2 separate regions of the Homo sapiens genome follow, and region 1 is linked to region 2. Evidence: read pairs that join two places in POLR2A ChIA-PET (ENCODE). Cell type or tissue: HepG2. All regions are shown on one strand. Links, peaks and the distances in the headings refer to the core of each region. The heading gives the core; the rest is flanking DNA.

Region 1 (12,128 bases), core at 2,713-10,712, 130 kb after region 2:
TATGTGTAATACCTAGGATAGTGTCTGGTGTATCAGAAGCACTAGGTATTAGTTATTATTATAAAAAATCAAGATAGCAATAATTCTATAATAGAAGTGACTCAATTGAGATTCTATTTCACTGTTAGAAAATGTGTTTGTGAAGGCAGACAGCTCCAGGACACACACTGCTTCTCAGTCTGCACTGCCTCCCTCCAGGGAAGGGCAAAGCTGCAACATTGTTGGGGTCCTTCTGAGACGTCTTTGCAGTCCTGAGGAGGAGCAGGAGTCAGGTAGATTGGGCTTGGGATTTTATCTTCCTCAATTCCTAGTTACAGGACCAAGGGTAAATGATTTAATCCTAGCTGAACCTCAATTTCTTTATCCATAAAATGGGTCTATAACAACTTGTTACATAGGGTTGTGAGAGGATTAAGTAAAAAATTCTCTTCTGGGTGACGCCTAAAGCCAGTAAGCATCATCTACTCTCATGGCCAAGACAGCACCCAAGGCAGCACCTCTGAGAGCAGTAATGGGACCTCCAAGCAAAGGGGAAGGGTCTAGGCTGGCTTCCTGCAAAGACACTTTGCTCTGAGAGGGCACAGTGTCATGTGTTATTATCATGCCCACAACATGCTTTGCATTTGTTCAAACTAAGTCTAAGTTGATCCCTCTGTGAGAGGGGCACACTTGATGTGGCTCCTGACATTATACTATATGTCCCCTGTAAGTATGACTTCTTGGGAGCTTTTCTTTTTCTTTTTTTTAAAGGGAGAGAATATGGCTAAAATTAAACCAAAAATTACATCTTAGTAGCTTGTTAATCAAAATTTTATTCTAAATGACTGTTGCTGGGTTCCAAGCAGGTGCCTTGATACAGTGTGGCTCTGTGTTCCCACCCAGATCTCACGCCCTCTTGTAATTCCCAGTGTTGGAGGAGGGGCCTGGTGGGAGGTGACTGGATCGTGGGGGCTAATTTCCCCCTTGCTGTTCTTGTGATGGTGAGTGAGTTCTCCCAAGATCTGGTTGTTTGAAAGTGTGTAGCATTCCCCTCTCTCTCTCTTTCTCCTGCTGGCCATGTGGGATGTGCCAGCTTCCCCCATCGCCTTCTACCATGATTGCAAGTTTCCTGGGGCCTCCCCAGCCATGCTTCCTGTACAGCCTGCAGAACCCTGAGCCAATTAAACCTCTTTATAAATTGCCCAGTCTCAAGTAGTTCTTTATAGTCGTGTGAGAATGGACTAATACATGCCTCTCTTCTCCAACTGCACTCCTATGGCTACGTATCAGTCCAAGCCACAGCCAATGTTACAGAGGCCTGTGTGTATCAGGAACTGTGTGACATGCTCTGCATCCATCATCTTACTGACACACACAACAACAAAATTACAGCCACTAGCTGTTGTGTTTCTCCCACAGCCCAACTCCTTACAAGTATCATTTAATGTAATTCCCATGAAGTCCCTGTGGAGAGAGATGGAAACTGAGGGTCAGAGAGGTAAAATAACTCGTCGGAAATCACATGGCTAAGAAACACTGGCTGTAGGCATTGAGATGAACAGCAATACCTTTATTCTACCCAAGGCATGGCATTATTTGCTCTGACACATTGTTTCAATCAACAAACATACTGAGCAACTAATATAACGGACCTTTGTTAGGCATACCAGATTAATCAAGCCCTTAAGTATTTTGATGCCTGACCCAGACTCCACTAAAATTCCCAGGGAGGGGAGACTTTCCTACAGAATCATACCCATTTGATGGATGAGGAAACAATGCTAGAGATTAAATAATTTGCCCGTGTTCTTACAACTGGATGCATCAGAGAAAGGATTTGAATCTGGGTTCCATGAGCCAGTGTTCCTTCCACTACACAGCATGCACAAAATGTGCCCAAATGCATGTGCATATATATGAGTACATAACAAAGAACAGCATGGGAAGCTGGTGGCCTCCTAGGAGGAAAGGAAAGAGAAATAAGAGGGAAAGTGGATAGGACAGGAAAGGAAAGGCAAACATTCAGGTATTCTAAACTCTTTATTTCCTCCTGAAATCTCAGATACACAAAGAGGGAAGAGTGACATTTTCCTTCCCTTCCTCAGGCCCCAAAGGTCACCAAGCTGCCAAGCAGTTGATGAACGCAGTGGCTTTTCTTTGGAGCCAAGAGTCGCTGATTTGCTCCTTCCTGCTCCACAAAATTAAAAATCTAAGCCTGACAGTTCAGAGGAGCCCTGAAAACACCGCTGGAATTTCCCAGTGTGCTTTAAACAGAAACAGAAGCTTGGCAGAGGAGGGAAGTGGTGTAAGCACCTCCCAGGTCAGGCCAAATCCACCCCTCACAAGGTAACAGGCACTGACTCTCATTAACAAGTCCAGGGATTCTCAAGCCAGGTCAGCAAAGGGGCTCTTCCTCTAATGGCCCCTTTCCTGGCCATCGATCCACTGGGTGTTCATTCACTCACTCATTTGGTACATCACGTATGGAGCCGTCATTCATGTCAACTTTACGCTAGGTCTTAGGGACACAGAGACGATTAAACCATGATCTCTGAACTCAAGGGGCTCCCCGCCTCTCCTTGTGGATGGGCTGTGGGTAGATCTGAGAAAGGGCACAGTAGTATGCAGCAGACCAGTGGACCATTCCCACTCACCCACCAGCCCCATTCTCTCCCCGACATGGTCCTGGGCCCAGGGCCAGAAAGTCTCCAGGCTGGGGTCCTGGCCTTTTCACTTACCAGCTAGGCAGCTTCAGGCAAGGCACTCAGCCTTCTCTAGCACCAGTTTCCCTTGCTGTGAGCCGAGGTCATGCTCCTTACCTTCAGGGTTGTTGAAAAGATTGGGGGAGACACTGGGAACACATGTTTCATACAGAGTCCACCATCAAGCAGACGCTCGGTCAGTGCCAGCTGGCCCCCCTCTGGGAGCTGGGTTCTGCCAGTCCTCCTAGCAATCCACTCTAGAAATCCACCCCAACACAGAACCTCCATCCAGCCTGGCCTCCACTCTGCCATCCAGAACGGAGTGGGGAGCCTACTCACACTCTGACTCTGCTGGTGTTTTGTCTCAAACTGAAGCAGGCTTCCCACTGCTGCAGACTCAGTTTCCTCATGTGTAAAAAGAGGACAAGAAAGGTGTCAACACCTTTCCCCACAGCTGCAAAGCACAAACATGCGATGATATGGCAGAGCACTCCATAAGATGAGAAGCATGGCCCAGAGATAGCTCGCCACGTTACTGCCACCCAGCAGATCCTGCTCTTCTAGAAAACCCTCCTGACTACTCCTATCCCCGCCTCAGGTTGTCATCTCTAAACCCCATGCCAAGCACAGTGAACAACAGATTCTTTGGCCTGCAGTTAAAACTTGTTTAGTGATGTTTCCTGTGCGCTATCACTTTCCCCTTAAAATAACTGCTTTAAACCTTACGCTATTCACATACACTGTGGTAATGTTTACCACTGGTACCTGTAAAGCAGTGTTGAATTTTTGAACATACCATATTTTATATTTACCTATATTTTAGAATGTATTATTTTAAAATATCCTCAAAGCAACCTCTTGAAATGAGCTTTATTATTCACATTTTACAGAAGAACAACCTGAAGCTCCAAGAGGTACAGTAATTTGCCCCAGATCATAGAGTATCAGAGTTAAGATTTGAGCTTGGGATTTGACCCCAAAGCCTGGTGCCTTTCTCCTCGCTGTGCAGCCTCCTCCACTTTCCAGGCACAGAGCTGGTGCTAAGCAAATACTGAGGACAGTGGCCACTTCCACACGTCTCTTGTGACCTCCATGTATAGACTTACCAGAGTGCTGAAACACAGTGGCAAGCAAGCCCTAAAAGTAGGGCCAGTATAATAGTTTTCTTTTGTACACACTAAACTGCTTCATGCAATGAAATAACTGTGTTTGAATCCTGCTCCTCCTAATTATGTGTGTGACTTTGGACAAGTTACTTAACCTCTCTGTGCCTATATTTCATCATCTGTAAAATAGGGGCCCCACTACCAGAGCACAGATGCATTATGAAAATTAAATAATGAGCATAACGTGTCTGGCAGTAGTTCAAAATAGCATCCATCCAAAGTGAAACAATAGAACTTGAATTTAAGAGTTTCACTGGGAGTGTGGGGGATGTTGATTCCCTAGTCCCCAAATGGTTTGGGGTCACCCTATCATAAAATAGGACCTCATTCCTCCCACACAACTGCCACTTGCCATCATTCATTCATCACTAAGCACTGCAAAGCCCGACTCCCATCTCCACCTGCCTTTTATTTGAAATGTCAATTTTTAAAGAGTGGAGAGGTTGGAAACCCAATTTAACAAGCACGCTGAAACATTGTTTATTGCCCCCATAAACATGGCTTAGTGAGAATTACGGACTTAATCAGAGTGAACTTATCTTGCGGTGAAAAGGAACACTTTAAATTTCAGAAATGGCACCTTCACTGTGAAAATCTCTTAACTTTTCAAACAAACTACAGGGGGTCTTAAACATATGGGCAGTAAAGGGGCAGCTATTACTTTGATTTGTCCTACCCACGAGCCTAGGAGCCCTCACAGTCCTTAACAACTTTAAGATCTAGGAAAAATACTTGGAAAATCATATTCAGGAGACATGTCTCTAAAAGCACCCAAAAGGTCTGCAGAGTGAGAAGTGAGACCTGTATAGCTGCTCTTGGGGTTATTCAAAAGGATGGGCCCTAGGGTCATTAGAACAGGGGCTATTTAATAAGCAGCAGCAGTGAGAAAGTGCACCCCTCCTCCTAAGATTAAACATTTAGCAATAGGTAATATTTTGCTGACCTGCTTTTCAGAAGAGAGGTGCTACACAAATCTAAAAGGCTGCTAAATGGTTTGTGTGGGTCTTCTTTATTTATAAACCCCCTCCCTCCTGCTGAGGATGACGTCCTATGAACCCCAACTTCCCAATCTGAGGCTTCATTAATGCTACTCAGATCATTCCAGGGAAGGTTTTCATAAAGACGACCCCATCTTGCAGACAACGTATCAGCCTGGCTGCCAGAGGCAGGAAAGGCAATAGATATAAAATTTTATTATTTCAATGCCCCAGTAGCAGCCAGGAGGACTTAATGAAATCGCCAAGATTTACAATCTGAAATAGCTATTGCACAGACAGATACAGTTAAGGGAGCTGAGCCCTCTGACCTTTCAACCCTTTGATCTTCACTCGGCAGGTGGCCTGGAGCCCCCTCCTGGGCATCTTCCCTCTCTTCTGACACTGCCAAACCTTGATGTGCAATAAGCCTGACCCTACACAGGTGACTCTCCCGGTGCTTATCACCAGCAGCTGCTGCTAATGGCACGGCCAAAATCACTCCGAGGCAGGGAAGGGGAATATACTGTGCAGTGTCCAAATGGTGCTGAAACAAGGCTCAATAACTCAGCCCCAAGTCCAGTTGTGCAGCAGTGCATAATGATGTCATTACCCAAAAGTGTCCTTAGAAAATGGAACTCTGATCTCCCCTGATTTACACTTTGAGGTTGGGGGAGGGGGGAAAATCACCTTTTAAAACTCAATCACAAATCTCAAAAAAAAAAAAAAAAAAAAACCAACCCCAAAGTCCCAAATGCATCTCTCAGAACTTCCCCAAAACCATGTGCAGCAAATTTATACCAGCGAAAATCTAAACAATTTTTGGAAACCTAAAATTGACTGTTTTCAGTTCCATGAAATTTCATTTAAAAAACCCCATATGCCAAAATGTCCAAATTCTCTTATTTTTAAAAATTGGGATGACATCCAAAAATCATAGCTATCTTTTTCTTTCTTTTTTTTCCCCCTTCTTCTAAAGCTAGGGATGGGTAGTGTGCATATGTACTTATCAAGCTTCATAATTTAACCCATTCGGTCAGTACAAAATATTTGCAGTTAAATGCTGAAGAGGGAGGATATAAATTTATTACCACTGGATCTTTGGAAACAACGGACTCCTAGGCACCAAGGTTTAGCAGACATTATATTTGGCTAAGGAAGTGTCCAGGAGTCTAGGCACAGCTCCAATCTGCACCTTTTAGCTTTTGTCAATATTTGGGTTTATGGAGGGAAGGATTTTAGGCAAGACACATAAACCACTCTCAGGGATGTTGATAACTTCCAACCACAAAACAAAACTTCAGTGCCACTGTTCATCATACTTCAGAAAAGCCCCCAGTCAATGCCTTTGTTTCTAAACAAACATAGAATGGTGGTCCCAAGCTTTACCTGCAAAGGCCTGAACTTAGATCATAAATGTTTGAATCCAATAGCCAAAGAAAAAACCTACTTCTTTTGTAGCCTAAACGGCATATCTCTTAAGTGTCCAACTTTAATTTCATCTTGAAATCAGCTGAGAATCAAACAATATGTAAAGAGAGATCTATAGACTCCATTTTTAAACACACTTTTCTCTCTGGATGTTTAACTTTAGTACAGAGAGTAGTGTGTGGAGAAATTAGTTTAGCAGGGGGGAAAAAAGGCATGGTTACTACATCACAGTTTGACCTCTTTGTACAAAACGACTGTTGAGCTATCTTCTAGAGATGCCTATTGGAAATATTTTATTCATAATAATAGCTACCAGAGGGTGATGGCCTAGTAATGTTCATGGCACTTCGGTCATATTATTTCTAATTGTCATCACTTTATGGCAGGTGTCCTCATTTTGCTGATGGGGATATTAAGGCACACACCCACAGAAGCTCAGCGACTTGCCCAAATTACAGATAGATAAATGGCAGAGCTGGGATTCAAACTCAGGTTCACTGACTGCTCAAAAAGCCCATGGTCCAGCCACATTTTCCCCAACAAAAGCAAAACACGAACAAACAGAACAAGAACATGCATTAATTTGTGCAGAAAATGCCGGATTTCGGCTTGCTTACACATTGCCCTGGCCCATTTAACGGCCTTCCAAATCAATTATTTTAGGTCATTAAGAGGAAGTTTAATTTGGTTGACAAACACCCCTACTGTGGTGACCTCACATATCAACAACAAATGCCTGATGGTCACAAACCCATACCATGAGTCGGCTGAGCATGGTGTTAAACAAAACCACATGCGCCCAGATTTCAAGTGGGATTTGTCTAGGCCAAGGGTACGGCTCTTCAATCATCACACTGCTGGTCTCTGAGCTCCCACAATGGCCCCGCCCCTAATCACTTGCAAGGAGTTTATGAAGTCAACAGTCTCACGTGGCCGGGCTCAGTTAAAAAGTAAGTTTAAGTTAATGTCAGTTTAGAAAAAGTCACTCATTAGAAAAATAAAAACAGGTTGAAAAAGGAGGGCAGAGTCAATCTTAGGTAGATAAGTCTTTTAGTTTCTTTGTAAGGGAAGGATATCAATTCTACACCTAAATAATATTGATAATCACTTCCATTTATTTGGCACTCACCATGTGTCAGACACCAATCTGAGTGTTTTCATGTACCTTCTTATTTACTCCTCATTGAAAACTCCTATGAAATGGGGCAACTACCTATTTTACCAGTGAGGAGTCTGGGGCTCAAAGAGGCACCTTAACGTACCCATCTGCAAAACAGGGGCACCTCTCTCAGAGTGGTGGCAATTAGAAATTACACGGCCAAAGTGGCATGCACATTAGTAGACCCTCATTCAATGGTCAAGATTATTATGTATAGGTATTTCCAGCAGGAATCTTTTAAGAGGATAGCAAAAGAATAGTTTTGTGCAAAGTGGTCAAACTGTGTGATGTAGTAACCATACCCTTTTCCTCTGAGAAACTGATTTCTGATTTAAACAAAGGAGTTTGCTTAGGCCGGGTGTGGTGGTGCACACCTGTAGTCCCAGCTACTTGGGACGCTGAGGCAGGAGAATCGCTTGAACCCAGGAGGCGGAGGATGCAGTGAGCTGAGATGGCACCACTGCACTCTAGCCTGGGCAACAAAGCAAGACTCCATCATAAAAAAAAAAAAGGTGCTTGTTTAAAGTGATCTAGTAGTGGTGAAACTAGAATATGAACTCAGGTCCATATGACTCCAGTGCCCACGAGCTCTCTGTTACACAGTCCCCCTGCTCACTGCCCACTGCTCCTTACCTCAATCTGGCAGGAATTTGACTCATTCAGGCTTCTCTTGGTAACAATTTATAAACTTTTAAGTTTTCTCTGAAGCCAGTTTTAACATTGCTAAATGCAACCTATATATAATGACATAAATGATGATAGGAAAATACGAAAACAAAAGCATCAATGATGGTTTCACATTTTTTTACTGGGATTCTCCTCATCATTACTGAGTTTTTCTCATCTGTAACAGAGGGCTATTCCATCTCACGTGAGAATATTTCCATCATGACTAGTTAGACTGAAAACGTACTGACTGCAAGAGATACTTAACTCAGCCAGAAGTACTTGTTCCCTTTGATTACATAAATTACTGCTAGAGCTTTAAATTGTTTTATATTAACTAATTCCAACATTAGGATAAGTGGCATTTGAGATTCATATTCATTTTAAAAGCAAATGCTTACTGTGAAGAGGAGACAGCTTCTAAGGGAAATCTATCCACTCAATCCAGGGCCTTCCTCGAGGCCTAAGGTGAGCAGAGCCTGCTGCGTTTGCAGTAGGAAGCTTCTGGATGGTACGAGACTCATAAGTGATGACTGTGCATGAGAACACATAGCATGCTAAGGAAATTCCAGGACCAAGCCACCGTTCAATTACCTTTTTCTTTACAAAATAAAGCAATCTCCACCCAGGGTTTCACTGATATAAACTTTGCCTCTTATTTTTATACTACTAACTAGGAAAATGAATGTTTGGCATAGTATTTTTAAAAAGCTCTTCATATTTGATTTAATTGAATAAACTATATCAGTTAATTCTCACAAGTCTTTTATGTGGATAATATCAATTTAATTTTACAGATAAGAGTGGACCAGGTAAGAGTGGACCAGATAAGTTAACCAGGTCCCAGTCAAAGTATACTCAGAGCTTGTCTCTGGAGGAATATGGGGCCACCAGCTGTAAGCCCTCCTTTCCCCTCCTCACCACAATCCCCAGCACACAGCACTGAGAAGGAAGAGCCCAGGACAGGTGGGGACTCTGCCCAGGACTGGGATGGCACAGGCATAATCCACATGGCCTGATGGGAGGGTACGCAGATCAGAGGCTCTGATAAACCCCTTGCAGCTGAAGGCCTGGGTACAAATTACAGTCGTCTCTCAGTATCTGAGGGGGATTGGTTCCAGGGCCCCTGTGAATACCAACATCTGCAGATGCTCAAGTCTCTGATACCAAAGGGTATAATGTTTGCATATAACCAATGCACATACTCCTGTATGCTTTAAATTGTCTCTAGATTACTTACAATACCTAATACAATGTAAATGTTAAATAGTTGTGATACTGTATATAACAACTATTATACAACAATTATACAAATATTATACAAAAATAGCCAATACCATATTGGCTTTTTAATTTATATTCTTTCATATATTTTTTTCCAAATATTTTTGATCTGTGGTTGGATGAATCTGTGGACATGGAACCTGTGGATGCAGAGCGCCAATTGTATGTTACCTCTCAGAGCCTCAGCTTCCCTATCTGCAAGTGTGAATATCTCCTACTTCGCAGAGAGTGTCTGAGGAACGCTCAAACATGAAAACAGGTCAAGTCCTCAGCACAGTGGTTGGCAAGTACTCAAAAGATGTTAAAGTCTCCTCCAACCCTTTCCCTTTCTTGCCATGAGCCTATGAATGAAACTATCAGGTGAGATTTTTCATGCAAATATCACTTTTTATTTCATTTTATTTTGAGACAGGGTCTTTGTCACCCAGGCTGGAGTGCGGTGGCACAATTATGGCTCACTGCAGCCTCGAACTCCTGGGCTTGGCTTGAGTGATCCTCTTGCCTCAGCCTTCTGAGTAGCTGGAACTATAGCTGTGTGTCACCACACCTGGCTAGTTTTGTTGTTGTTGTTGTTTTTAATTTTACGTAGAGATGAGGTCTCACTGTGTTGCCCAGGCTGTTTTTTAATAAAGCAAGAATAGGATCACTTGGCACTAATAAATGTCACATGGAACATCTCTGTTCTTGTGAGGACACATATACAAGTCACCATTTATACCTGGATGTAACTATGGCTCAGAATTTTGCATCAATTGCAGCATTAACAAATGTGAACTACATCTTACTTCTGTCTACATGTGGAGTCATACAAAGAAGCAAAATGGTACAATGGTAAACAAGAAACACTCTTCTTTACTCTGTTAAAAAATAAATATCAAAAAAAGAGAAAGGAACAAAGCATGAAAGACTTTCTATGCCAGGGGAAAAATGAAAAGAAAAAACTAGTTAAAATAGTGCCAACTCAATTGACAGAAATTCCAGTTCTTTGAAATGCAAAGGAAAAAAAATCCCATTACTTTCCCCTTGCCTGTAAATAAATGAATCCTATATTATTTTGTGTAAAAGCTCCATAGTTAAATTGGGAACCTTGTTGTAGACATAGACAAATGTGGCCTCTGGATCCCGAGACCAAGATGAGCTTTGATTTGGCACCTGGATGCTGTCCTCTGAATGGCGGCTCAGTGCTGTTTTAAGCACTTGTATGTTTGAAAAACCAGGCTTCTAGGGACCCATGGCTAAGCATTCCTAGGTAAAAGATGGTGAAAGCAGCAGAATGCCAGGAGCTCCCCATGCACCCATCACACGCCTCTTGAAACTGCATTAGAGGGGAGAAGCAGCTGGGGGCCCCCCAACTGGTCCCTGGGTCTCACTCCCCCTGCACCTACTGCCTTGAACTACCACATAGTACATAAAATACATTCATACCCTTAAACTGAGGTGTAGAAAAAGTAACTAATTCATAAAAAGTACTTGAAAACATAGAAGAAAAGACACAATCTAGTAAAAGTGGTGCTAATACTTCGAAGAAAGCCATCACTACAAACACCTCTGTCACAGCTTGGTAGCAAAGAAGCTCAGGTTTGGGACACTGACCCATCTGAATTTTATGTACATGTTTTTGATGTGTAATTTCCTAAAGAATTACCTTGATCTTTGCAAATATCAATTTACTTTATTAACATGGTTAAGTGGTTTCCAAGCATTTTATACGGAAGGACTGTGTTTCTAATGGCCCAGAAGGAGAAGGCCTGACCATGTCCCTCCTCTATTTACACCCTTCAATGGCTCTCCATTGCCCTATAAAGTTCAAACTCTTTACTGCAGCCTCCAAGGCCCTGGATGGGCTGGGCCTGGCCTGCTTACCTCAGCTCATGCTCCTATCGGAGGCTGAACTACTCATATCTCCTGGAAAGCCCCCTTTGCCTACACCTAAGTCTTTGCAGATGCTGCTCTCTGCTCCCTGGTTTATCTAATTCTTCTATTTATCTACTAGGTTTCAGTGTGGGCATTCTCTTCCTCTGAGAAGCATTATTCTCAAGGCTAGGGTCAGCATCTCTCCTCCCAGAGCCTACAGCATCCCAAATTCACTACAATTACTTTATATTTTTCTGCATCTGGTCTACACACAATCCTGTGAAGGTGGATATTATATCACATTTGCCATTTTTATACAGAGCCCCTAGTATAAACATGGTGCCCCGTACACAGAAAGCTCTCAAAACTCTGTTGCAGAAAGGAATGTATATTGTGTCCCCACCACATGCCAGACACTGGGATATGCTGTCCATATACAGGACTCAGCTCTTAGGAAGAAAGCAAGATACAGAAAGATGTAGTATCATGGCTGGAGTTAGCACAGCAGGGAAGTGGTCAAGCAGGGGTTTGGAAGTACATTTGTCAAATTCTACAGAAGTGTCACTCCCAAGCCTGGTACCGTGCCTCTGCATTGCAGACCAGGAGAAAACGAGGCAGGCACAAACCAATTGTGTTGAAACTGTCTTTCCCTAGGACATGAGGATGATGATCCTGGGAACCCAAGAGCTCCTAAAACACAGTTTCAAAGCCATCAGCTTAACAATGGAAACGGCTTGAAGGCCACTAAAGAAGTAAAACCAGCAAGGATTGCTGACCTTTGTTGAGCTCTTTATGTGCAGGAACTGTGCTGGGCATCTGATAGGCATTATCTCACTGGATCCTCCCAGTGATCCCATAAGGGAGACACAGCCATTATCCTCAGTTTACAGGTGAGAAAATAGAGACTCAGAGG
Region 2 (12,128 bases), core at 1,442-9,441:
CCCAAAAATATTAGGGTAAGGAGAATATTTATTTTTATACAGTTACACCCTACCTAATTTTACAAAGGATCTGAGGCAGCTTATATGAGCATCTAAAACAACAAAGAAAAACATCAGGGCTGCCAAATACATAGATATATAAAAAGTATTTGTTTGGGAAAAAAGTAGCTGGGTATGTATGTCCTATGTGGCATCTAAGTTAAGTTACAAAATTAGCTCTGAGCTTCCTGGCTGCTGGAGCAAGAAGGAAAACAATGCAAACTTTATTTTGTGTACGAGAAAAAAACCCCACACTAGTTCCTTGGGAAAAATAGCTTTATGTGCCATTTATTACTTTGGCATGGGTTTACATCTTCCTTGCTCAACAGCTGAGAAACCAGCTAGTGATAACTAACACAAGCTCAGCTAGAATTCCATTCCTGTGGCTTGGAAGTTTTGTTCTCACTCTTGGGACCAGAGCAGGGCAATTAATTCTCTCTCCAGGTGATCTCATCCATGCACACAGCATCACTCATCCACTGATGACTCCTGACAAATCCTGGCAGCTCAGACACCTTTCCGAAGCTCTATACCCATCCATCTCAACCTCCACCTGATGGCCTGCTGGCGTCTCAAACTCAAAATAGCCTGAAACTTCCAATTACTATCCCATCAAGACTGCGCCCCAAATCTATTTTTTTCTTAACTGTCATTATCCACAGTTACCCACAGTGGACCTATCAGACTTTCTAACTCCTTCCTATTTTACCTGTGAATTGTCTCACGCTCACCCCCGGCTCTCCATCTACGCCTACCTTGGCGTAGGCCTGGACAGGCTTAAACCACGGTGGAGGTTTAACTCCACACTCCTCTCCTGTTTCGTCCCTCTTCTACTCCAGCTCTTCTGGCTAGAGTGCTTTCTAAAATGCAAATTAGACCACATCACTATCCTACTCAGGAACTCTGCATAGATGTTACCTTTGTGCGATTATTTGACTAATGTCTCTTTTTCCCACTAGACTATATGCTTCACGCAGGCCGGAATGGTGTCTGTTTTGTTCAACATTGTGCACCTGGCAACATATGTGGCACACACAAGGGCCCAATAGGGGTGAGGAAAGGGAGAGCTCCTTAACCAGCAAACGCACCCTCCCAAAGCTGACCCTGGCTTCCTTTCCTAGAGTCCTTCTGTGTCACTTTGCCTCTGCTCTTCCACATACCTCATGCTCCAAACGCATCCCATGATCACACACCACATCCTTCCTTCCTCACCTTCTTCATTGCTTTTGCCAGTTCTATTCCTTCTGCCTGGACTGTCCTCCTGACACATGCAGGCCTCTGAGTGGCAGTCACTCATCCCAGTGCCGTGTGCACTCCTGGGTGCTGGGATAGTCTTCACTGGTATCCCCTCTCACCAGGAGCTCAAGGGGCCAGAGGCTGAACTCATCTCTGTACGCCCCAGGAAGAGCCCAGCCCCTAATCAGAAGCTCAGGGATGCTGGTTAAAGAACCACGAAATGAGTTGAACCCTGCTTCCAGCCACAGGAGCCTTGTGTGGTCTCAGTGTGTCTCTGACACTGTTTGGCCTGATGGTAAAGAGGTCTCAGAGCTCGATGCCAGGCAAGTGGCACCCATGCACAGGGAGTTGAGCTGCTCCAAGGAAATGCTCACTGAAGTGGCTGGCAGTCACTCCTGGAGCTTTGGCTCAGGGTTGCCAGGAAGAAGTCTGCTGAGGGCCCGATACATTCAAGAGAGTTTGCAACCAGATTCGTAGATGAGGTAGTCTGAGGCAGAATTTAGCTGCAGGAGAGCAGAAAGAATCTCGCCTTTGGGGAGACATAAACATTTTGGGCCTGTTGTGTGCTCACGGGAGGTGATATCCCCCGGACAAGATGTCTGCGCCCTAAAAATGCAACAGGACATGGGCATGGAAGGGAAAGAGTCAGGGGAAATGTGACAAGGGGCTTTTTCTGAAAAGAGCTTAAAGAACAGCATCAGATGTGTGAATTAGACATGGGAAGAAAGTCTATCACATGGTGTAGTGTTACCAGGGTGGGGTGGGGTGGGGGGTAAAGTGTCCACAGGAGTCCAAAGAGGAAACGGCAAATTCTCCAGGGCGGCAGGTCAGAAAACATGATAAGTGGACACTTCGGCTGCGCCTGGAAGGGTGAATAGGACTTAGGTGAGCAAATCCTGTCTGTTCAGGGCCCAACTCTTCTATCTTAATCCTGCTGCAAGGCAGTGACGTTGTCACCCAGAACCATGCATAAAGGTCTGAATGGCACCAGGCACAGAGGGCTCTTTTCCCTGGAGCAACTCACCTTGTAAGACAAAGGCAATAATCATAGTTTAACTCTCTGTGAGGCACAGTGCTACGCACTTCACAACTCTTTTTAACATTCTGGAAACTTTCATGAAGTCGAAATTACACTCAAATTTTACAGAGGAATAACTGAGGTAAAGACATCTGCCCAGGTGACAGGATTCAGACATTGCAGAGTCAGGGTTAACAGCTGGTGGCTTCCCAAACCCAGGTGTGCAGCATGCATGTGGTCTACTGCAGGCCTGGCTTCTCCCTGCAGCCTCAGTCCTAAATGCTTGCCCTGAGACCTCCCTGGACAGGAGAGTTCTCTTTAAAATTGGAACCCTGGCCAGGCACGGTGGCTCACGTCTGTAATCTCAGCAATTTGGGAGGCTGAGGTGGGCGGATCACCTGTGGTCAGGAGTTCGAGACCAGCTTGATCAACATGGTGAAACCCTGTCTCTACTAAAAATACAAAAATTAGCTGGGCGTGTTGGCGCACGCCTGTAACCCCAGCTACTTGGGAGGCTGAGGCAGGAGAATCACTTGAACCCGGGAGGCGGAGGTTGCAGTCAGCCAAGATCACACCATTGCACTCCAGCCTGGGCAACAAGAGTGAAACTCCATCTCAAAAAATAAAAACAACAAAAAAAATAAAATTGGAACCCTTTAGGTTCTCCTGCACACAAAGCACCAGCCCTTCAGTGACAAACAGCTCCTGGGAGTAAACAAACCGCTGTCAAGGCTCTTTCTGCCACAGGCCCAAGGTGAGGTGCCAAGCCACTCCCACCAGCTCGTCCACCTGCGTCCTGCAAGTAAAAATGGCGGCCCCCACTCCATTGTGCATGGAGAAGAGTAAGGCAAGGTGTCTCATTATTCTCCCCTGAAGTGCTGATTTAGTTCTACGAGGCTGATTAAGCCCTTTGTCTTCTTAGGTGACATTCTAGGTGCTGGGGCTACTGGCTGATAGCAGTGTTAATTCAGGGAATTCAGGCCGTGAGTGTTCAAGCTTAGATCACATTAGCAGAGTTTTCCAAGTATGACCTGAAGGACAGTAAAACACAGCTGCTTAACCCTGTCGAGAACTTTGTTACAAAAAGACAAGTTTTACTCCTGGATTATCTTCTTGACATATGGAATCCATCGGAAACACTATCATTAATAAGTTGAATCCTTGTTAACAGGTAAAATTGGTGATTTCAAAGGTTTTTGATACTTCCAGAAATAAATGACTCTATCCACAGCATTGCTGATATTTTTATTGGCATAAAAATAAAATCTCTCATCAGATTTTTCAGCAAGTTTCCTTGTTCTGAAGACCCATAGAGTATTACATTCTTCTTTTACTGATTTAATTTTTATCAAAATTCTATGTGCACATTTATGAGATTCTTATGAGAAATGGAAAGAATCTCAGACCTCTTTATGGACCTTGCTTAACATTTAAAAGAGTTAATGTCGGCCAGGAGTAGTGGTTCACGCCTGTAATCCTGGCACTTTGGGAGGCTGAGGTGGGCGGATCAACTGATGTCAGGAGTTCAAGACCAGCCTGGCCAACATGGTGAAACCCCATCTCTACAAAAATACAAAAATTAGCCAGGCATAATGGCAGGTGCCTGTAATCCCAAATACTTGGGAGGCTGAGGCAGGAGAATCACTTGAACTCGGGAGGCAGAGGTTGCAGTGAGCCCAGATCACACCATTGCACTCCAGCCTGGGAGACAGAGCGAGACTCCAGCTCAAAAAAAAAAAAAAATTAAAAATAAAAAAACAAATAATAATAAAAAGAGCTGATGCCTGCTGGGCTTCATACCTAGGTGATGGGTTGATAGGTATAGCAAACCACCATGGCACATGTTTACCTGTGTAATAAACCTGTACATCTTGCACATGTACCCCATAACTTAAAAACAATAAAATACAAATTAAAATTAAGAAAACACATACTTTTGGAAGATCCATCCACACACCCAAACATTTTTAAAGCACTTACTATGGTCTAGGCTCTGTGTTAGGGGAATGCAAACACGAATAAAATAGAGTTGGTACAAACAGTAATAACTAAATGAGGGATGAGAAGTGGATGAAAATATAGATAATGTAAGAATGGCAGAACATTATGTTCATAGCAGCTCTACTCACATCAGCCAAAAGATGGAAGCAACCCAAGGGTTCATCTGTGGAGGAGCGGATAAACAAAGTGTGGCATATACACACAAGGGAATATTATTCAGCCCTAAAAAGTAAGAGATCTGATACATGCTGTAACATAAAGGAATCTTGAAGACATTACGTGAAGTGAAATAAGCCAGTCGCAAATAGATCAACGCTGCATGGTTCCACTTGTATGAGGTACCTAGGGTAGTCAAACTCACAGAGACAGAAAGAATGGTGCTTGCCAGTAGCTGGGGCAGGGGGAAGGGTGAGTTTTTTAATGGGTACTGAGTTTCGGTTTCGCCAGACAAAAAAACTTCTGGAGATGGAACAATGTGAATATACTTAATGCCACTAAACTGTGCACTTAAAAATAGTTAAGATGGCAAATTTTATGTATATTTAAGGACAATCAAAATTTTTAATTAAAACTTTTTTTTTAACTTAAAAAATAGAATAATGGAATATTTATAGCAGTGGAAGCTGGGAGATGGGTTCACTGACTTTGTATAAGTTTGAAATTTTCCATAATAAAAAGTTAAAAAGGCCGGGCACAATGGCTCATGCCTGTAATCCCAGCACTGTGGGAGGCCGAGGCAGGCGAATTGTCTGAGGTCAGGAGTTTGAGACCAGCCTGGCCAACATGACAAAAACCCATTTCTACTAAAAATACAAAAAAAAAAAAAAAAAAAAAAAAATTAGCCAGGCGTGGTGGTGCAAACCTGTAGTCCCAGCTACTCAGCCAGCTACTCGAGAGGCTGAGGCAGGAGAATCGCTTGAACCCGGGAGGTGGAGGTTGCAGTGAGCCAACATTGTGGCACTGCACTCCAGCCTGGGCAACAGAGCAAGACTACGTCTCAAAAAAAAGAAAAAAAAAACATTAAAAAGAAAAGCTCCTGTATCAAAGAATCCTGTCTAGTTCAGGGAGCAAATAACAACAGTACAGTGTGACAGCTAGCACACCAGAGGGCTGGTTTTTGTCTTTGATTTTTTTTTTTTTTTTTTTTTTTGGTAGAGGCATCTGTATGGAAACTTAAAACTCTGTTTCTATTTGATCAATTTAGATGACACAACATGGTGGAGTGAGAATGTGGCTTGGGTGGAAAGACCTGCATTTGAACCTTGACCCTGACTGTACTAGCTATGTGCTCTTAGGTGACTAACTTGTCCCTCCTCGTCTGTGACAATTATACAATGCCAACCTACCTCACAGGGTTGCTTTGAAGAGTAAAACAGATGATAAACAAATAGATTCTTTCACAATAGACTTTCAACAAATAACTGTTTCCCCTGAGGGTGGAGATTGGGTCTTACCAGGGCTGGCAACATAATATGCAAGACCAAATATAAAATAAATATGCAGGAAAAAAGTGCTGTTAAAATATAGAAGTGCCGAACTAAAATATAAACCTTTTTTCTTTTATGGTGTCTTTTTAGACCTATCATGATGCTTTTAAATGTACTATTTAATGTCATTATAAGAAAAAATAAAAATGTAAATTATATTGGCATGAACTTTGTCATTTAGCTTGGCCTTGTGCAATGCCAGTTTTAAATGCTAACTCATATGTACAATTGTATTTTATAGCTTGTACATGCATTTATACATTTGTATTTTGTTCTCATCAGACAGTGGAAACACTGCACAAAACTAACGCCATTGTTTTTATTTCTTTTTTTCTTTTTTAATTTTTTTAGAGATGGAGTCTCGCTCTGTCACCCAGGCTGGAGTGCAGTGGCGCGATCTCGGCTCACTACAAGCTCCACCTCAGGTTCACACCATTCTCCTGCCTCAGCCTCCTGAGTAGCTGGGACTACAGGCGCCAGCCACCACACCCGGCTAATTTTTGTATTTTCAGTAGAGGTGAGGTTTCACCATGTTAGCCAGGATGGTCTCCATCTCCTAACCTCATGATCCTCTTGCCTCAGCCTCCCAAAATGCTGGGATTACAAGCATGAGCCACCGTGCCTGCCTTTTTATTTATTTATTTTTTTTGAGACAGAGTCTACCTCTTTCTCCCAGGCAAGAGAGCAGCGATGTGATCTCTGCTCACTGCAACCTCTGCCTCCTGGGTTCAAGTGATTATCCTGCCTCAGCCTCCTGAGTAGCTGGGATTACAGGCACCTGCCACCACACCCAGCTAATTTTTGCATTTTTCATAGAGATAGGTTTTCACCATGTTGGTCAGGCTGGTCTCAAACTGACCTCAAGTGATCCACCTGCCTCGGCCTCCCAAAGTGCTGGGATGACAGGCGTGAGCCACTGCACCTGGCCTATTTCACTTCTTGCTATCTGCACATTCTCTATCTATCTCCAGCTTACTGATGAGAAAGGTAAAGGAACCATGGTTGTTTTATCTTTGCCTTTCCTTCTATGTCATCATTTTCAGGATAAATGGTTGGCTAAGTACAAAGTAACATAAATAAGAAATATGATAGGTTTCCTTGGTCATTCATGTTTCTTAGAACATCACAGGCTGAGTGGGGAGGATCTCTTGAGCCCAGGAGTTTGAGACCAGCCTGGGCAACACAGAGAGACCCCGTCTAGACCCCATCTCTTAAAAAAAAAAAAAAAACTAGCCGGGCTTGGCTAGTGGCTCAAGTCTGTCATGCCAGCTACTCAGGACGCTGAGGCAGGAAGAAGTCTCGAGCCCAGGGCGTCAAGCCTGCAGTGAGCCGTGATCACACCACTGCACTTCAGCCTGGGTGACAGAGCAAGACGTCTCAGGAAAAAAACCCAAAAAAACAAAAACAAAACAAAACAAAACAAAACAAAAAAACATTATTGCCTTCTTTCTGTATTTGAAGCAAGTTCTGGTTCTAATGGAAAGTGTGGCCTCTTGGGGCTGTCAGACATGGACATGTTTACTTTGTGAGCACGTAGAGTCCTGCTGAATGTCCCCACATCCTGGGTCCACTGGAATTTGGTGCTGCAGGCACTAGAAAATTGTATGGGGTTGGGATGGCGAGGCCCCATGGAGACACATGTTCTGTGCGTGTCTCCTTTGCCAATGTCCTTACTCTACTGTCCCATTTATAAAACACCAGTTCAGGCCTGGTGTGGTGGCTCACGCCTGTAATCCCAGCACTTTGGGAGGCTGAGGTGGGTGGCTCACGAGGTCAAGAGATGGAGACCATCCTGGCCAACATGGTGAAGCCCCATCTCTACTAAAAATACAAAAAATTAGCCAGGCATATTGGCGGGCGCCTGTAATCCCAGCTACTCAGGAGGCTGAGGCAGGAGAATCGCTTGAAATCAGAAGGCAGAGGTTGCAGTGAGCCGAGATCGCGCCACTGCACTCCAGCGTGGGCAACAAGAGAGAAACTCCGTCTTGAAACAAAACAAACAAAACATCCCCACACCAGTTCAAAGGTAAAAATGTTAGGAATTTCAGGACGGTGACAGCAGAGCATTAAGCCAAGCCTGGGGCCCTGTGTGACTGCACAGGTCCATGCAGGTGGGGCCAGCCTGGTTCCTGAGCATGACACTCAAGGCTCTAAGTGACCTTCTCCAGCTGCCTTTCTTGCTTATGACACCCTGTCCACCTCACTCACACACACATCTCCTCCTGCAGAGGTTCTGGGCTGTCCACCACACCCTGAGCATTTTGTGCACTCTCACTCCTGGCTGCCTTCTTCATGGTACTTCCTTGGGGAAACCTTACTTGAATCATTCAGATGAAGAGGACCTCATTTCCCACTAAATGTCTCCACCAACCACCACCTGTACCCAGGTGGACTGTCCCCAGCACACTGCAAGTTCCTAGAAGGCAGGCTCTGATTCATGGTCACTCTGAGAAGTGGCAGATTGGGGGGTTCCACTCTCAGCTCTGCTCCTTGCTGCTCTTGGTGCCACCCTGGGGAAGTGACTACACCTCTTAGATCCTCATTCTTGTCACATGTAATGTGGGTAGAGCTACCTGCCTCCGGGGACTGCTGGGGGATTAAGCAGGGATGAATGAGATGGTGGAGGTTCACAGATCTCATCCTTGGCTATTCACCAGAATTACCTGGGTTATTTTAATCCCCAATGCCAGAGTCACAGATTTTGAAATTCCCCAACTGACTCCAGTGCAGCTAAGGCGGACAACCCCTGGTACAGGTGAAAGTGACCAGCACAGAGCCTGGACCCACTTGACAGTCCTTTTTAAAAACTTAAGAATAAAGCAAGCTGGGGAATTTGGCCCTATTTCTCACCAGCAGTCCCATCTCAGTTGCATTTTGTTTAAATGCCTCCAAATTCCCTGCTGGGGCCTCAGCATCCCTCCCAGAGCTGGGAGGAGAACGCTGTGCTGGTCTGACGGCTTCTTCTTACAGGGTCAGCTGTGGCAGCTGCCAAGGAGCCAGGGTGAGGTCCCGGCCAACATGGAAAAAGCTAGTGTGGTGTCTGGCCTAAAGAATGCCAAGACCTTGTTTACCAGAAAGCTGAGAGAGTGGGGACAGCAGGCTTAGATGACAATGACTTCAGGTTAGCCAGACACTGGCGTGAGTGTGAGGAGAAGGCAGCCAAGGTCTGCTGAGCTCCTGTTTGGGACCAGATGACCTGCATCCTTCACTCACCAAATCCTCGCCAGAAGGGAGATCTTCTGAAATGATTTCCACTTCATGGATAAGGAAGGGATGCCCATACAGGTGAAGCACATTGCCTAAGGTCCCAGGGCTCATGGTCTAATGACCCCTGAGCCCACACACACTCCTTCCCTGCCCTCAGAGGGCCTGGGTTACCAGGGATCCCAGGACCATCAGGTGGACTTGGGAAGGTGGGTCACTGCATGGCTATAGTCAGATGACTCTGGCTGGGCTGGGTGGGGACATGCCACATTTTGGGGTGACAGGACCAAGGCAGCTTTCTGAACCATTTGCACGGTGGCCGAGGCATGTCAGAAATAGACTCCCAGTCTGGGCCCCTGTCACTATAACAAGCCCTAAACAAAGAATCAATGTCTCATCGTGAAGCCAGCTCACTGTTCAGATGATTTAAGTTAGGGGAAATGTGGGTGTCAGCCCAGAGCTACTCTGATGATTTGCAGGGGCAGGCATGGCCGGGCTGCCAGTATTTGCCCATTCTGGCCGGCCGCTCTGGTATTGACAGAAGCCCCCACACGCGCTTGCTAGATTACAGTAAAGACATTCAAATCACAGGCGTGTCGGCCCACGCCTCGGCTCCTCTGTGCCAGCAGCCCCTTCCTTCTGCATTAACCGAGACAAACAGGGAGAAGTCAGGAAATTCTGATTAGTGCAGGAACGGCAGATGAGCTGGGAGGCCTGTGGAAGCTAAGGAGACACAATGAAGGTGGTATTCATGCATACTAGCGTAAGATTTTCTTCCCATAAGAAATGCAGATGGGAATCGGCTCTAAGAGGAAAGCAGGTGCAGTGATTAAAAACAGCTACCGCTTGCTGAGCCCTAAACCAGCACTGGGTGGTTTTACATGCATTAGCTCACTTACTCCTCACAGCATCGCGTGAGGTAGGTAGGATGATGATCTCCATTTTACAGATAAGGAAATCAAGGCTCTGAAAGGGGACGTCACTTGCCTGAGGGTGAAGAACTGGGCAATGACAGGGCCAGAGTTTGAAACGAAGTCTGTCTGGCCCTGGGGCTCATGCAGCACAATATTATTTATGTTTGATTAAGAGAGGTAATCACAAGATTGTATTTGACATATCAATGGCCACTCAGGGCTGCCCTAGTAGCAATTCAGACAGGGATTCTAAGGTGATGTTGAACAGAAAGGGCTTTGGAGAAATGAAGTGGGTTTTGGCTGCACTCTATGCCTGCTGTAGCCATCTCGGCTCTTGGAGCCTCTGTTTCTTACAGATACAATAGAGGTAATAGCTATGTCATGCTCTAGGCATTCAACCCCATTACATAGGGTGAGTCCACAGTGCAGCGGTGGCGCAAGGTGAGAGCTGACATGAGTGAGACGGTGACGACCCCTGTGCTGCCGCAGAGCTACAGCTCTCTCCCTAGCACAGAAACCAAATGGGGGCCCACTGAAATCTCAACCTCAAACACCTGCTGGCTCAACCACGTGGCCAGCGCCAGGGGTTGCCTCACTCTCACCAGGGGCCAGATTCCCGGTTTCAACACAATGACACTTGCATCCAAAGTCCCAAGAAAGGAAGCGCCAAGCTGATTAGAGATTTCTGTTTCCCTAGTGAGGAGAACACGGTTTGAGGAAGTGCACTGGAGAGAGGACACGTGTCAGGGACCTGATAGGCCCCTAGAGCAACAGAATCTATCTGAAACGCAATCAGCCGCAGAACCCATGTAGCTGCAGCAATGGGAATATGAGACTCATGGATCTCAAGGTAAAAAAGGACATGGTGATAAAACAGAAGAGGCACAAATTCGTCTCCACAAATGAAAAGCCCTAACCCCCTAACTGAGGAGACAGGCCCCCCTGAAGGTGTGCTGCCCACCCATCGCTTGGTGACACAGTCCTCTGGGGGGTGCTCTGTGGCACTGTCCACATGATTAATTGTCAGAATTATTTATTAGCCCCATGACTCCCTTATTTATTATCACTCCTCCTCCGAACGTCACTCATGCAGGGCTGAGTCTCTGGTGTTGAAACGGGCCTGGTACACAGGAGACTTCGGTAGGAAGTTTCTAGTCGTGAGCACGTGGCAGCATCAGGAACTGGAAAGAGCGCCAGGGGAGTCAAATGCCTGACTTGGTCTGGATTCCTTTTCCTTGCCTAGGCCTCGGTTTCTTCCTCCGTAAAATGGGAAGCTTGGAAAGTCTCCAAGGTGCTTTCTAATGTGAATGTGTTGTTTCTAGATATAGAAAAGGCTTTTCTTTACGAGGTCTGCCACAACCTCTCATAGAGAAATGTGTCACGATGCACAGTGCATGATGGGAGAGTCGGGAACAGTGAAAGACACTGCGTGGGAATGCAGGCTCTGCCACTTAACATGTCTGGAACGTGGGGCAAGTCCCTAACCCCTCAGAGACCACCTTCTCATCTGCCGAATGGGGGAGCTACTTCCTACTTCACAGGGCTGTGTGGGGATTGACAATCGAGGCATGGAAAGTGCCTAGTGGGGGGCTTGACTCTTAGCGGAGGGGCTAAGAAAGGATCTGTTTTCCACCCCAAATTAGGATGGTTTCCTGCCCAAAGCAGATGGCAAGTGATTGTACTCAAGCAGCCCCATTTCAGTGCATGTGACACGCGCTACCTGTGCAGGACATGTGACAGGGCAGTGGAGGCGAGACCGCAACGTACAGCAAGAAGAAAAGGAACCTCCACGAAGCTGCCTGCTAGGGCTGGGACGCCGCAGGACATGGCAACTCTCTGTGGCTGCACGTTGACTTCTCGTAAGAACCCTACAAAGACAGGCTCTTGAGCCTCATCTTAGAGAGGAAGGAGCTGTGACTTGACCAAGGCCACAGAGCTGAAGAACCATAGTCGCACTTGAAGTCAGTTCTCTGACCCCAAAGTCCAGGCTCCTCCCACGACACCCCCGAGCTCTGAGCACGCTCAGTTACCCAAACACAGTTTTCCCCTGGGCTTCTAGGAAATCCAAGATATGTCAGACGATTTTCTACACAAAAATGTCCTTTTCCATGTTCTGCAGCTGCAGTCCCAGACCGAGGAATCCAGAATCTCTGGATGGGGATTCTGTACCGCCCAGGGGCTCTGAAGAAATGGGGAAGCAAGTGAATTTCCCTGAGCTCAGTTGCCTCA

The links. Peaks named below come from ENCODE experiments on the same cell type or tissue, not always from the same donor. Only the 100,000 strongest peaks of a DNase experiment are listed, where the experiment ranks them.
Region 1: POLR2A ChIA-PET joins it to region 2 with 5 read pairs; 3 of 35 experiments call an interaction of 5 or more read pairs at or near these places.

What each region holds. Positions count from the first base shown.
Region 1 is chr9:123,592,921-123,605,048 of GRCh38, forward strand. All of the region lies in intron 11 of DENND1A (DENN domain containing 1A), which reads right to left. Among named protein-coding and RNA genes, the nearest start is that of MIR7150, 110 kb to the left of the region's middle. In HepG2, for the core only: a CTCF peak has its summit at 5,199 (motif pointing left); no DNase peak of the experiment used is centred there.
Region 2 is chr9:123,459,888-123,472,015 of GRCh38, forward strand. The region is part of intron 13 of DENND1A (DENN domain containing 1A); the gene reads right to left. Among named protein-coding and RNA genes, the nearest start is that of MIR7150, 20 kb to the right of the region's middle. RefSeq lists an enhancer at 10,383-10,677. In HepG2, for the core only: no CTCF peak of the experiment used is centred there; DNase peaks (open chromatin) are centred at 5,594, 7,314 and 7,834.